2 separate regions of the Homo sapiens genome follow, and region 1 is linked to region 2. A link is a contact called in ENCODE Hi-C data. All regions are on one chromosome and are shown on one strand. The core of a region is the stretch at or near the end of the contact, and the rest is flanking DNA. Distances in the headings are between cores, read along the strand shown.

Region 1 (6,997 bases), core at 3,090-5,589, 900 kb before region 2:
ATCAGGCACAGAGCCTGGCACTGAAGAGACCCTGCTGAGGTCCCATGGTCAGGCACTGGGATCACAGTGGAAAGTGAGAAGACCATGGGTAACTGGGTTTGAGTCCTGCCTCTGACACATACAGCTGTGAGACCAAGGGAAAGTCCCTCAACCTTCCCAAGCCTCATTTTACCACATGCGACACAGACACCAACCTCAGAAGGTTCTGTTGTTCAGGCAAGATGATTCATGGAAATCGACTTTGACAACTCCAAAGCCCTGAGTGCCACATTCCTTTAGGAGATGTTCTGCTTATTAGCAGAGACAAGAGGATGATCATGAAAGGTCTGGACACAGAATAGACATACTTGAAAGGGGAAAGCAAAGCTGGAATTCAATTATTCTTTTTTTTATTTTCTTAAAAAAAATTTTTTTTTTTTGAGATGGAGTCTTGCACTGTTGCCCAGGCTGGAGTGTAGTGGCATGATCACAGCTCAATGCAGCCTCGACCTCCCGGGCTTAAGCGATTCTCCCGCCTCAGCCTCCTGAGTAGCTAGGACTACAGGTGCACGCCACTATGCCTGGCTAATTTTTAATGTTTTGTAGAGACAGGTCTCCCTATGCTGCTCAGGCTGGTCTCAAACTCCCTGGCCTCAAGCAATCCTGCTAACTTGACCTCCCAAAGTTAACTATTCTTTTAGTAAACAAATATTCGATGAGCCATGCCCTGTGCCACGCACTGGATGCCAGGATAAACAATAGACATAGTTCTTGTCCTCATCAAGCTTAAGGATATGCTATGCATACAGTAGCCACATGTGGTTATTGATTATTTATTTACTTATTTATTTATTTTAAGAGACAGAGTCTCACTCTGTCACCCAGGCTGGAGAGCATGGGTGCAATTATAGCTCACTGCAGCCTCAAACTCCTGGCCTCAAGAAATCCTCCCACCTCAGTTTCCCAAAGTGCTGGATTATAGACATGAGTCATCATGCATGTCCAGCCTAAATTTAAATCAATTAAAAATAAATAAAACTGAGGCCGGGCTCGGTGGCTCACGCCTGTAATCCCAGCACTTGGGGAGGCCTGGGCAGGTGGGTCACCTGAGGTCGGGAATTCGAGACCAGACTGACCAACATGGTGAAACCCCATCTCTACTAAAAATACGAAAATTAGCCAGGCATGGTGGTGGACGCCTGTAATCCCAGCTACTCAGGAGGCTGAGGCAGGAGAATCACTTGAACCCAGGAGGTGGAGATTGCAGTGAGCCGAGATAGCGCCATTGTACTCCAGACTGGGTGACAGTGACTCCATCTAAAAAAAAACAAACAAACAAAAACTGAAAGTTCAATCCTGTAGTCATACAAGTCACATATAAAGTGCCTAGTGGGCACATGTTTAGCGGCTGCCATTATCAGACAGTGTAGATTGGACGGCACAGCACTGAGATACAGTCTTGTAGGGGAGACAGACACCAAGCAGAGAGCCATGCAAATATCTAATTACACACTGATATGGTTTGGCTGTGTCCCCACCCAAATCTCATCTTGAATTGTAGCTCCCATAATCCCTACATGTCATGGGAGGGACCTGGAGGGAGGTAATTGAATCATGGGGGTGGGTTTTTCCCATGCTGTTCTCATGATAGTGAATAAGTCTCACAAGATCTGATGGTTTAATAAAGGGCAGTTCCCCTGCACATGCACTCTTGCCTGCCACCATATAGCCACCATATAAGACGTGACTTTGCTCCTCTTTTGCCTTCTACCATGATTGTGAGGCCTACCCAGCCATGTGGAGCTTTGAGTCCATTAAATCTCTTTTTCTTTATAAATTACCCAGTCTTGGGTATTTCTTCATAGCAGTATGAAATTAATACACATACCATGACATTTGTCAGTGGGAAGCCATGGGCAGTGCACTGACCATTTCTCAGGTGAGGAATAGAGCCAGGGAAGCCACTGGTTTTCATTAGACAAAGTGAACTGGGCACTTGAGAGCCTGACATGGCTCCCTGGACCTCCTGGAGCCATTCTCTCCAAGGCTGGAGACCCAGTGAACTCTCCTGGGAGGTGAGGTTCCTCTGTGACAATGTCTGACCTGACAGCAAATGACACCAGTCTAACCATTGGTGGATAATATGGCCTGCAGAGCCAGATGGCCTGGATTGGATTTTGTCTTTGCCAACCGTCTAACCCCGGGGCAGTACTTAACCCCTCTTGGCCTCAGTGTCTCCATCTGTAAAACAGGGAGAATAACAGTCTCTGGCCTAAAGGGTAACTGGGAGGATTAAATGAATTAAAGAATTTAAAACACTTAGAATAGCTCCTGGCACACAGAAAGCACTATGTACTCAGCTATTATTGTTATTATTATCATCCATGGGTGTTTGAACTTTTTGGAGGGAAGGAATGCACCTGCCACTCAATGTCCTCCTTCATTTTCACTCTGTGCTCCCTGTGGTATCATCACCCAAAGTGAAACTGACCATCACAGTCAGGGTCCTCTGTAAAACAAGTGGGAAAGGGAATATAACCGTAACTGCAATGTTAATCAGCTCATATTAAGGATTTTCCACATGCCAGACCCTGCGTGAAGCACTTTATATGTTAGCACGTGTTAGACCTTCACAACAACCCCAATAGGCATGTGCGATGAAAAAGATCTCCATTTTGCAGACGTTGAGGACATGTGGCTCACGAAAGTGAACTTGCCCACGTTGACAAAAGGATCTCGGCGTCAGTTCCAAGAGCTGCCACCAGGTGACAGTGCCCATCCACTTTCCAATTGCGCAGTCTGGCGGGAACACACTTTGGGTCGTCCCGCAAACATTTAATGAGCGCCTACTGTGCCTGGAACTGTTCTGGGCTCTGAGGATCCATGCAAATAAACCAGGAGTGGGGCGAAAAACTGCCATTATGGTTCTTCCTTTCCATTTTCCCTTGAATATAATAAAAGGTATCCCAGAGATGCGTGCCCAAGGGGGATGTGGCCTAACCGGACCGGAACTGGGAGGCTGGCAGGGAGGGATGGGAGTATCTGGAAGGGCCACGGTCCCCAAAGATCAGGGGCTGCCACTATTCCCAGAAGGAGGTGTTCTGCATCTCCCCTTCCTGCAGCCCCCGGGAGAGGGGAGCAGGGGTCCGTCCTATCCCTTTTGGTCTTATGTGGCTGGGATGGTTGCGGCGACGGGGGTAGAGATTGGGGGGCGCACCGCGGAGGGAGAAAGGAAATCTCACCCTGAGAATCTGGAGTGCAGGGAAGGGATGCTGCTCAAAGGTCTGTTTCTGGCTTTGGCGGGGGGCCACCTGAGACTGCCAGGGTTTGATGGTCTGAAGGTCACCCAGGGAACCAGCCCCATATGGGGTGCCGGAGCGCAGCTCCCAGGCCTGGTCGAAGCAATGCGACCTCGGAGAGGCCTGAGGACTAGGACGGGGTGAGGGGGACTCAGAGACGGCTGCCCCGGACCCCTCCTTCAAGCAGGTCCCACGGCCGCCCAGCGGACACGCGTCCGGGCTGTGCCCTGACCGTCTGCGGAGCGCACGGCCAGTGGCCCGGGCCGCTGAGTGTGTGAGCCCTGAAGGGCAGTGGACATGTGCGTACGTGGGTGATGTGTGCGGTAGGGGTGGTGGCGATCCTGCGTAGGGACCCACGTGAGGGGTGCACCGACTGGACGTGTGTGTTTCGAGGGGCCAAGGAAGCGGGTGTTGGTCCCAGTGTGCGTAAACGGACAACGACATCTGGGAGTTGGGCAGTGAGGAGAGAGAAGAGTGTGTCCAGGAGGAACCTGCCTGGAGGAGGCCTAGCGGTGTGTGTGCGCCTAGGTGTATACCGGGGCGTTGGTGACTTCGAGAGGCACCGGGCGGGATCGATCCTCTCTGCGTCCTGGACCTGGTGCTGGTGTGTTTCGGGGAAGTTACTGCTTATGAACCCCCCTTGGAGCGTGGCCTGGGGGCAGGAAGGCTTCCGCGCTGGGACCCCTGGGTCGCGATACCTCCCTCGGTAAGTGTATTGGCTAGGGGAGTGTTCCCGCAAATGGATCTACCCTGGGGAGTTGCCCGGCTCGTCTGGACTGCTTACGGGCGCACTGACGTTGTGGGGGGAATGTCCCCGAATTGGGGGCACGAGGTCGGGGGAATCGTCTCTGAGATCCGGGCTAGAAGCTACGAGCTTGGGCTCCGGGGGTGCATGCAGACGGCGCCTAGCCCCGCGCGGAACCGCCGGCGGGACCGGGGGTGGGGCTCGGAGGCCCGGGGGCGGGGCCGGCCGGGGGCGGGGGCGGGGGCGGGGCCGCGGCCGCTGCAGCAGCGCGGGCCGGGCCAGGGGGCGCCTCGCGCGGCAGCGACTCTGGCAGGCGCTGCAGTGAAGCTGGACCCGCAGGCGGGCGTGCGTGGAGCGGGGGCCGCGGCCGCGCCGCAGAGATGTGACTCGGGCCGAAGGCCAGCTGGAGCGTCGGCGCTGCGGGGCCGCGGGGGTCGGTAAGTGCGAGCTGCGCCGATGCAGTGGAGGACGCTGTGGGGACCCCAGAAACTTTTCCCGCCGTGGATTTGGGAGAATTGGGGGGTCCGCTTCTTGTGTTTTTCTAAGCGCCCCCCCAACCCAAGCCAGGGAGTTTATTGCTGGGGGAGATGTGGAATCTGGGCGAGGGGAACCACGGTGCGACGAGAGCAGAGCCGTAGAGGGGTGGGCGGGGGAGGGGAGGATCTGGGGACCTTTACGGGGGGAGGGAGACTGTGCCCGGACCAGGTAGAGATCCAAGTCTCCCAGGAGGGTGTGGGGGCGACCACAGGTGAAGGGCAGCTGGGAGGGTAAAGGAGCCCAGCCGTGTCCTAGTGACTCGTCATGTGTGAGGAGCTGCGGGCTGGTCCTGGGGCCGCGTTGGGGGCTGACTGTGGACAGGGCAGACGCAGCCGGGGGCACAAGGGCTGGACTTTGGGGGTGAACAGCCGCACCTGTCGCGGGGGCTGGGGGTCAAGCCCGCAGCCGGCTTGAGTGCGCATTACTCAGCAAGGGGAGGGGGGGACACGGCGGTGGGAGATGGCAGAGCTGAGACCTGGGCTGGGGACGAATGACGGGGAGGGGTGGGGAGGAGGGGGCGGCTGCATACAATGGCGGGGGGGGCAGTGGCGTTTCCCTTCCAGACAGGGGGCACTTGGACCTCTGGAAGAGGCGGCTAGGCTGGAGATAAGGACTAGACCTGTTCTCGGTCCCCTCTCCTTGGGGGACACAGGCTTCCAGCCCCACAAGGACCCCACACATCCCGGGGTCCCTAGCGCTTAGGCCGAAAAGGGAGCGCGCGGGAGGAGCCCGCACCCGCCTTGGCCCCGGGCAGCCGGTTGAACAGCCTGGGAAGGGGCCAACGACCTTGCCCCAGAAATCTCCCCCGTGCAGCGGGTTCACTCCTCCGTCCTTGCTCTGTCACACCCAGGCCTAGCCAGTCCTCCCTTTCCGTCCCCCGTTCGCTAAGGGGGCGGCTCCTTGGAGCGCGGACAAAGGCCCCTGGAGTGTGGCGGGCAGCGGCGTCCCCGCCTGGGGCCCCAGCCCACGCGCCACATTGGCCGCCCAACTGCACCAGGCCGGGGGGCACCTGAACAGAGCCCAGAAAGCCCTGGGGGACCCCGCAAAGACAAGAGAAGTGGGGGAGGGATCTGGCACAAAAACCCCGGCACTTCAGCCAAGGAACCTTCTTAATTCAGAAGTTTCTTCGGTGGGGACTCGGGCTTGCGGAGGATCCAGGCTTTGAGTTAAACTGCATGCAAATGACATGTAAATAGAATGCAAATTGGCATCTGTCGTTTGGAAGCCCTCCCGGCCAGTTTGGTATCTAAGACTGTGGAGTGAACAGTTTGCTATCTGCTCCCTGCTCTAAGCCTGGAAAGGGGTCAGCTGAGTTGGGAAGGGAAGGAGATTCCAGGAGGAAGGAGCCGCCATTTGGGGGCACAGGCAGCAAGACAGGCAGTTTTGTTAGAAAGATAAACTCAGAATCTTTACTGGATTAATATGTTATTTCAAGAAACGTGCCAGGGACAGAACTGGGTGCCTTGTATAAAACGGACAAAACCCCTGCTCTCCCGGGGCTGGGGAAGTGAGTGGACAAACATTAAACAAACCCATAGCAAATGGCTATGAAATCCGATTGGGGTGAGGACGGCCAGGAAAATAAGATGGGGTGATGTAAAAGAAGGTGACAGGGGTGTATGTACCTGAGATGACTGTTCCGGGAGTGACATTTGAGTGGAGCCCAGCTAGAAGAGGGGCCCTCCGCTGGGAGGTCTTGGAGGAAGACTGAACCAGGAGGAAGGCACTGTGCCTGCAAAAGCTTGGAGGTGGGAATGAGCTTAGAGGAACTGAACAAAGGCCATTGTGGCTGGAGCTGTAGGCAGATTTGGGGGTGGGGATAGGGGAATGGTAGGGACCAGCCAGATCATGATCTTTTGGGTCATGGAAAGGAGTTTAGGGTTTATTCTGTTTGGACCAGTGAACCCTTGGAGGGTTTTGAGTGGGAGGCCATGGGATCTGATTTGTAGAAGCTCCCCTGACGTTGACAAGGAAATGGAAAATAGCCCCCCTTTCCATTCTGCCCATGGGGATAGAGAGACGCTGGGAGCCTCCAAGGGGCTCTGTCCAGCCTTGGGGGACCGCTTTGAGCCTAGCCAGCCACTGCAAGCCAACTGGAGGAGCAGCTCAGGTTTTAAAATCCACTCCCTGCTTTCATACAGTTTTTATCCACTCTAACGGAGCCCCCCGGAGCCCACGGCCCCGTAAGCACTTTCTCGCAGAGCTTCCTGGGGGTTCCGCTTAGTCACATTTTCTTCTCGGAATTACAGCCTGAGAGGAACCAACCACTGTGGATCGGGCAGCCAAGGATGCAATTTGCATTTCAATGATTGCTTTTATTTACAGGACTGGAGCTGCTTTGCATATTCATGGATCACAGAGCTTGTGTTCTTGCAACCCTGTTTACTAACCTATGAGGATTTTTTAATTTGAGAGCCCTCAAATGGGCCAGTGGTCT
Region 2 (6,510 bases), core at 1,521-4,020:
GCAGGATAGGTTAAGGGAGGATCAAGGTGATGAGGGCCTGGAAAGAGGGGCTGGGGTCGAATCACCAGATCCTGTTGGTTGCGATGGAAGAGCCTGGAGTTTATTCTCAGAGCAGTGAGAAGCCACCGGAAAGTTGTTTTTCTGTTTTTGAGACAGAGTCTAGCTCTGTCACCCAGGCAGACTGCAGTGGTGCAACCTCGGCTCACTGTAACCTCTGCCTCCCAGGTTCAAGCGATTCTCCTGCCTCAGGCTCCCCAGTAGCTGGGATTACAGGCACATGCCGCCATACCCATCTTTTTTTTTTTTTTTTTTTCAGACAGAGTCTCTGTCACCCAGGCTGGAGTGCAGTGGCACAATCTCGGCTCACTGCAACCTCCACCTCCCGGGTTCAAGCGATTCTCCTGCCTCAGCCTCCCGAGTAGCTGGGACTACAGGTGCATGCCACCACACCTGGCTAATTTTTTGTGTTTTTAGTAGAGACAGGATTTCACCACGTTAGCCAGGATGGTCTCGATTTCCTGACCTCGTGATCTGCCCACCACGGCCTCCCAAAGTGCTGGGATTACAGGTGTGAGCCACTGTGCCTGGCCAGCCACCGGAAAGTTTTATGTAAGCAGGGGAGTGATCTGTTTTATCATTTAGAAGGATACATACCTCTTCTTTTTTTTTTAGAGACAGGGTCTAGTTCTGTCACCCAGGCTGGAGCCCAGTGTCATAATCATAGCTTACTGTAACCTCAAACTCCTGGGCTCAAGTGATCCTCCTGCCTCAGCATCCCAAAGTGCTGGATTACAGGCATGAGTCACCATGCCTGGTCACACTTCTCATTCTTTAAACCAGACCTCATTTGTCGCCTCCCCCATCCCCCGCCCCACCCCACGGACTGTCCTATAATGCCCATACAACAGGTCACTGTTTAGAAAGTGCTACAAAGTTACAAACACAGTCCCTTCTGAGCCTCCCACCAATGTTGGTGGGTACAAGATCAAAAAAAAAAAAAAAAAACTCATCTATCTAAGGGGCATAGAAGACTTTTTAGTTAGAGGGCCCAATTATAGTCCTCCTGAAAAGATGCCAAAAGTCCCCTCATACACTTAGCAAAGATGCAAGAAAGATGAATCTCACATTCTTTGTATGGGAAATGAGGAACTTGACATCTTCAATATAATGGATTCCACTAAAATAAGATGACTATTAATAGGAACCAACTAAAAAAATACTTGACTAGCTGTTATTGAAAGGCTGAAATTCAGCTGACATAAGCAGTATTAATATTGAGCTAGAAAATAATTCGCATTGAATCCACCCCAACTTTTGTTTTCTGATTTGGGTCTCTTCTAAATTTTTTTTTTCTTCTGGACATTGGGAACAATCCAATTTGAAGGCCTCAATGACCAAATCTACACTCATGTTTTATTCTATATCCTTGGTTTCTTTTTTTTTTTTTGAAACAGTCTTGGTCTGTCGCCCAGGCTGGAGTGCAGTGGCGCAATCTCGGCTCACTGCAACCTCCGCCTCCCGGGTTCAAGCTATTCTCTGCCTCAGCCTCCCAAGTAGCTGGGATTACAAGCACCCACCACCACTCCTGGCTAATTTTTGTATCTTCAGTAGAGATGGGGTTTCACCATCTTGGCCAGGCTGGTCTTGAACTCCTGACCTCGTGATCCACCCGCCTCAGCCTCCCAAAGTGCTGGGATTACAGGCGTGAGCCACCACGCCCGGCCCTACATCCTTGGTTTCAGTAAATCTCTATTCTAAAACTGAAAAAGAGAAAACATTGCAGATAAAACTTTACAGCAGGGTCTTGTGTTTTGTTCAGGACAAGATTCGTAAGCTCCAAATGCTACAAGGAACCCTGCCTGAGTGCTGGCAACTTTTTTATCCTGACTGGGCAGCCGTTGTACATATTTCTGTAGAAATTCATGGAGCTGTATACTTTACTGTAATTCTACCCGATACAAAAGATTATAATACTTGGCTGGCTACCATTTATTGTGACTGTCTAGCCACAATGCCAGGCACTGTGCTAGACACATCACACGATTCTCAGCTAATCCCCGCCCCATTCTATTCCCATTTTACTGCTGAAGGATCTGAGGCTCAGAGAAGGCAAGCCACTTACCAAAGGTCCCACAGCAATAAACAGACAAGGCAGAATTCGGTTTCAAGTTGGTCTAACTGTATGTGAAGGCTGAAATGTCCGGGAGGCAGGCACCTCATACCAGAATGTTAGGCGTGGAGGGGGTGCTCAAATCCTTTCATTTAACAGCAGATGAGGCTATTGAAAGACTGTCTCGGTCAACAGCTGGAAGACAAACCCACCACGGTCCAGACTGCAGTTCTCGTGTCCTTTTGGCCCGGCTGGGTTCCACTGGATTGGATGAGGACGCGTTTGTGGAGGGAGCAGGAATAAGGAAGATCTCCTTCCCACCTGCTGTTCCCCAGAGCCGGGAGCACCCGGCGTCGGGGGTGGGAGGGAACAGCGGCCAGGCCGAGCCTCCAGCACCCGGCTCCCTCCGTGCGCCCTCGGACCCCAGGGGCACCGTCCCCGCGCGCGCTCCCTGCCGCCCTACCTGGATGGACCGCCGGCTGCCGGCTGGGCCTGCCGGGCTGGAGCGCACTGCCGCTGGACTCGCTCATGGCCGCGCCCCGCGCTCCTCAGAGGCTGCCGAGGACCCTCTCCAGCCGCCGCCGCCGCCGCCGCCTCCCCGGCCTTCCCTCGCGGAGCCGGGATTCCAGGTTCCGGCGCTGACATCACAGAAGCCGGAGTGGGGCGCCCCCGCGAGGAGCCGAGCATCAGGGACCGCAGAGGGGCTGCAGAGCCCGGGAGATCCGGCAAGGCTCCATCCAGCGGTGGCGACAAGCAGCGACCTCCCTGATGTCTCACTGAGCTTAAAAAATAACAATAGATTGGGCGCACTGGGAGCCCAGTCTCCACCAGGACCCGGTACACCCATGTAACAAACATGCACATGGACCCCCTGCATCTAAAATCAAACCTGATCTAATAAAGAAATAAATAACAAAAATAACTGGTTGGGAGTGGTGGCTCACGTCTGTAATCCTCGCATTTTGGGAGTCCGAGGCTGGAGGACCGCACGAACTCACAAGTTTGAGACCAACCTGGCCAACACAGTGAGACCCCCATCTTTAAAATTAAAAAATAAAAAGTCCACACGCAAAAAACCCCAAGACTCCAAATCAGTGCATCTAGTAAGTTACCATTTGGGAACAAAAAGGAAACCAAAAAATATATTTGTACATGCTTGTAAATGCCTAAGCTATCTCCCTAGAGGGTGCAAAAAACTGGCTACCTGTGGTAGCTCTGGGTGGGGAGCTAGAGGGCCGAGTGAAGAGAAAACCACGTGCAGTGTTTGTCTTTTACGTTTTGCACTATATCCTCGTTTCATCTCTACCTCTGTTCGTGTGCAGGTTAAAAACATAAAATTGCCAGGCGCAGTGGCTCACACCTGTAATCTCACCACTTTGAGAGGCCGAGGCGGGAGGATCACCTGAGGTCAGGAGTTCGAGACTATCCTGGCCAACACGGTGAAACCCTGTCTCTACTAAAAATACAAAATTAGCCTGGCATGGTAGTGCATGCCTGTAGTCCCAGCTACCAGGGAGGCTGAGGCAGGAGAATCGCTGGAACCCAGGAGGCAGAGGTTGCAGTGAGCCGAGATCACGCCACTGCACTCCAGCCTGGGCGACAGAAGGAGACTCCATCTCAGAAAAAAAAAGAAAAAGAAAAGTAATTGCTAAATATAAATAAATGGGGAAAATGGAGAGAAATCTCCTGTGCAGATTTTGAAATCATTTACGTAGATACTTTAAGGATGGGGAGCTTAGCTCCCTACTCCTTAAGTGTGAGTTGCCCATAGCGACATCCTTCCAAAAGAGTGCAGTATGGAAGTGGTGGTGGAAGAGGGTGAGGGTGGGTTTTATATTAGATAATACCTGACAAACACTGTCTCAGACAGATGATCAAAGTTAACATCATCCGGGATCAGTGGCTCACACCTGTAATCCCAGCACTTTGGGAGGCCGAGGCAGGTGGATCACTTGAGGTCAGGAGTTCGAGACCAGCCTGGCCAACATGGCGAAACCCTGTCTCTACCAAAAATACAAAAAAATTAGCTGGGCATGGTGGCGGGCGCCTGTAATCCCAGCTACTAGGGAGGCTGAGGCAGGAGAATCTCTTGAACCCAGGAGGCGGAGGTTGCAGTGAGTCGAGATTGCACTACTGCACTCCAGCCTGGGCAACAGAGTAAGACTCCATCTCAAAAAAAAAAAGTAAATAAGTAAATAAGTTAACATCAACATTAAGCCATGAGGATGGTGTGCACCCTTCCTACGATGGGATGAGAAGGGCACTTTACCTCTGTGGTCATAAGAAAAATATCAGACAAATTCAACTGAGGGGCATTCTACAGAATACCTGATTAGTATTCCTCAAAACTGTCAAGGTCATTTAAAAAAAAAAAAAAAGGAGGCTGGAGACTGGGTGTGGTGGCTCATGCCTGTAATCCCAGCACTTTGGGAGGCCAAGGCAGGTGGATCGCAAGGTCAGGAGTTCGAGACCAGCCTGGCCAAGATGGTGAAACCCTGTCTCTACTAAAAAAAATACAAAAAATTAGCTGTGTATGGTGGTGGGCACCTGTAACCCCAGCTACTCAGGAGGCTGAGGCAGAGAATTGCTTGAACCCAGGAAGCGGAGCTTGCAGTGAGCCGAGATTGTGCCACTGCACTCCAGCCTGAGCAACAGAGTGAGACTCCGTCTCAAAAAAAAAAAAGGCTGGACGCAGTGGCTCATGCCTATAATCCCAGCACTTTAGAAGGCTGAGGTAGGAGGATGGCTTGAGCCCAGGAGTTGGAGACTAGCCTGAGCAACACAGTGAGACCCCATCTCTCCAAAAAATTTTAAAAATTATCTGAATGTGGTGGTGCACGCCTATAATCTGAGCTACTCAGTTCCTGGAACACAAGTTAAAACACATTAAAAACTATGGAAATCTTAATAAAGTAGGGACTTCAGTTAATAGTCATGTATCACTCTTGGTTCATTAATTGTGAGAAATGTACCATATTGATGTAGGATGTTAATAGTAGGGGAAACTGGGCGTGGGCCATGTGAAAACTCACTATCTTATCCTCAAAGGTTTTCTGTAGATCCAAAACTATTCCAAAACAGAAAATTATGTGTGTGGGTAAGTAATTTCCTGGCTCAAAATAAAAGCTATTTTTTATTTATTTATTTATTTTGAGACAGAGTCTCACTCTGTTGCCCAGGCTGGCGGCAGTGGCACAGTCTTGGCTCACTGCAACCTCTGCCTCCCAGGTTCAAGCAATTCTCCTGCCTCAGCCTCCCGAGTAGCTGGGATTACAGGCACCTGCCACCATACCGGCTAATTTTTGTATTTTTAGTAGAGATGGTGTTTCGCCATGTTGGCCAGGCTGGTCTCAAACCACCGACCTCAAGTGATTCGCCCATCTTGGCCTCCCAAAGTGCTGGGATGACAGGCATGAGCCACCGTGCCCAGCTGATAAAAGCTGTTTTTATTGTGGTTAAGGGTAAGGTCACTGGATGGGAACCTGGTTTCTGATTATTTCCTATGTGAGCTGGACCATGTGCCACAAACTTTCTGAGCCTGTTTTCTCATCTGTAAAATGGGGATATAAGACTAGAGCTTAGGTCCCAGGGCTGTGGCAACAACAACTGCCTAGGGGCAGCCTAAATTTCTATTGATCGGAGAGGGGTTAAATAAATTTTGACACATCCGTCCAGCAATTACATAGCTCTACATGGAGATGTATCAAAAATTATATTTATAGAAGGTATATTATTAAGTGAAAAAGCAAGGTGGAGGCTGGGCATGGTAGCTCATGCTTATAACCCCAGCATTTTGGGAGGCTGAGGCAGGAGGGTCACTTGAGTCTAGGAGTTTAAGACCAGCCTGGGCAACGTAGTGAGATCCCTATCTCTACAAAAATAAAAATTATCCAGGTGTGGTGGCACACATCTGTAGTCCTGGCTACTTAGGAGGCTAAGGCAGGAGGATTGCTTGAGCCCAGGAGTTCAAGGTTCAGTGAGCTATGCTCATGACACTGCCCTCCAACAACAGCGAGACACCATCTCAAAAACAAAACAAACAAAAAAAACAAGATGAACAAGTGTATCAGGTAAGCCACCATTTGGGTTAAAAAAGCAAGAATATATATGTATCTGTTTCTAAATGCAGCATACATCTCAGGACAAGGGCAGGGGAATTTTTACTAATTACCCCTTTTTTTACTCCATAGACATATTACTGATACATACTCAAATGTTAAAAAATGATCTTTAAACCTGTGGCACAGGGGAAGTGTCAGGAAATGATGACTATTTCTACTGAGAGACAATTCCTCCCTCTTCCCTTCCTTACTGGAGGCCACCTCCCAGCCCGCAGTCCCAGCCTGCAGATCTGGAAAGGAACCCAGTTTTTCTGCATATGGAAGATGGAATGGGATGGA

The links. A loop is a pair of places that touch in the nucleus more often than their neighbours do.
Region 1: a map of psoas muscle shows a loop between it and region 2 (5-fold over the local background). The contact joins the promoter of GPRC5B here to the promoter of TMC7 in region 2. A Hi-C loop is called at or near these places in 1 of 168 maps with a recorded cell type or tissue (psoas muscle).

What each region holds. Positions count from the first base shown.
Region 1 is chr16:19,882,190-19,889,186 of GRCh38, reverse strand. It overlaps GPRC5B (G protein-coupled receptor class C group 5 member B), which reads left to right and starts at 4,339. Exons shown (of 4, transcript NM_016235.3): 1 at 4,339-4,460. RefSeq lists a silencer at 3,786-4,080 and enhancers at 5,596-6,326, 6,327-6,997.
Region 2 is chr16:18,980,194-18,986,703 of GRCh38, reverse strand. It overlaps TMC7 (transmembrane channel like 7), which reads right to left and starts at 2,770. Exons shown (of 16, transcript NM_024847.4): 1 at 2,574-2,770. The coding sequence starts at 2,640. RefSeq lists a silencer at 2,800-2,859.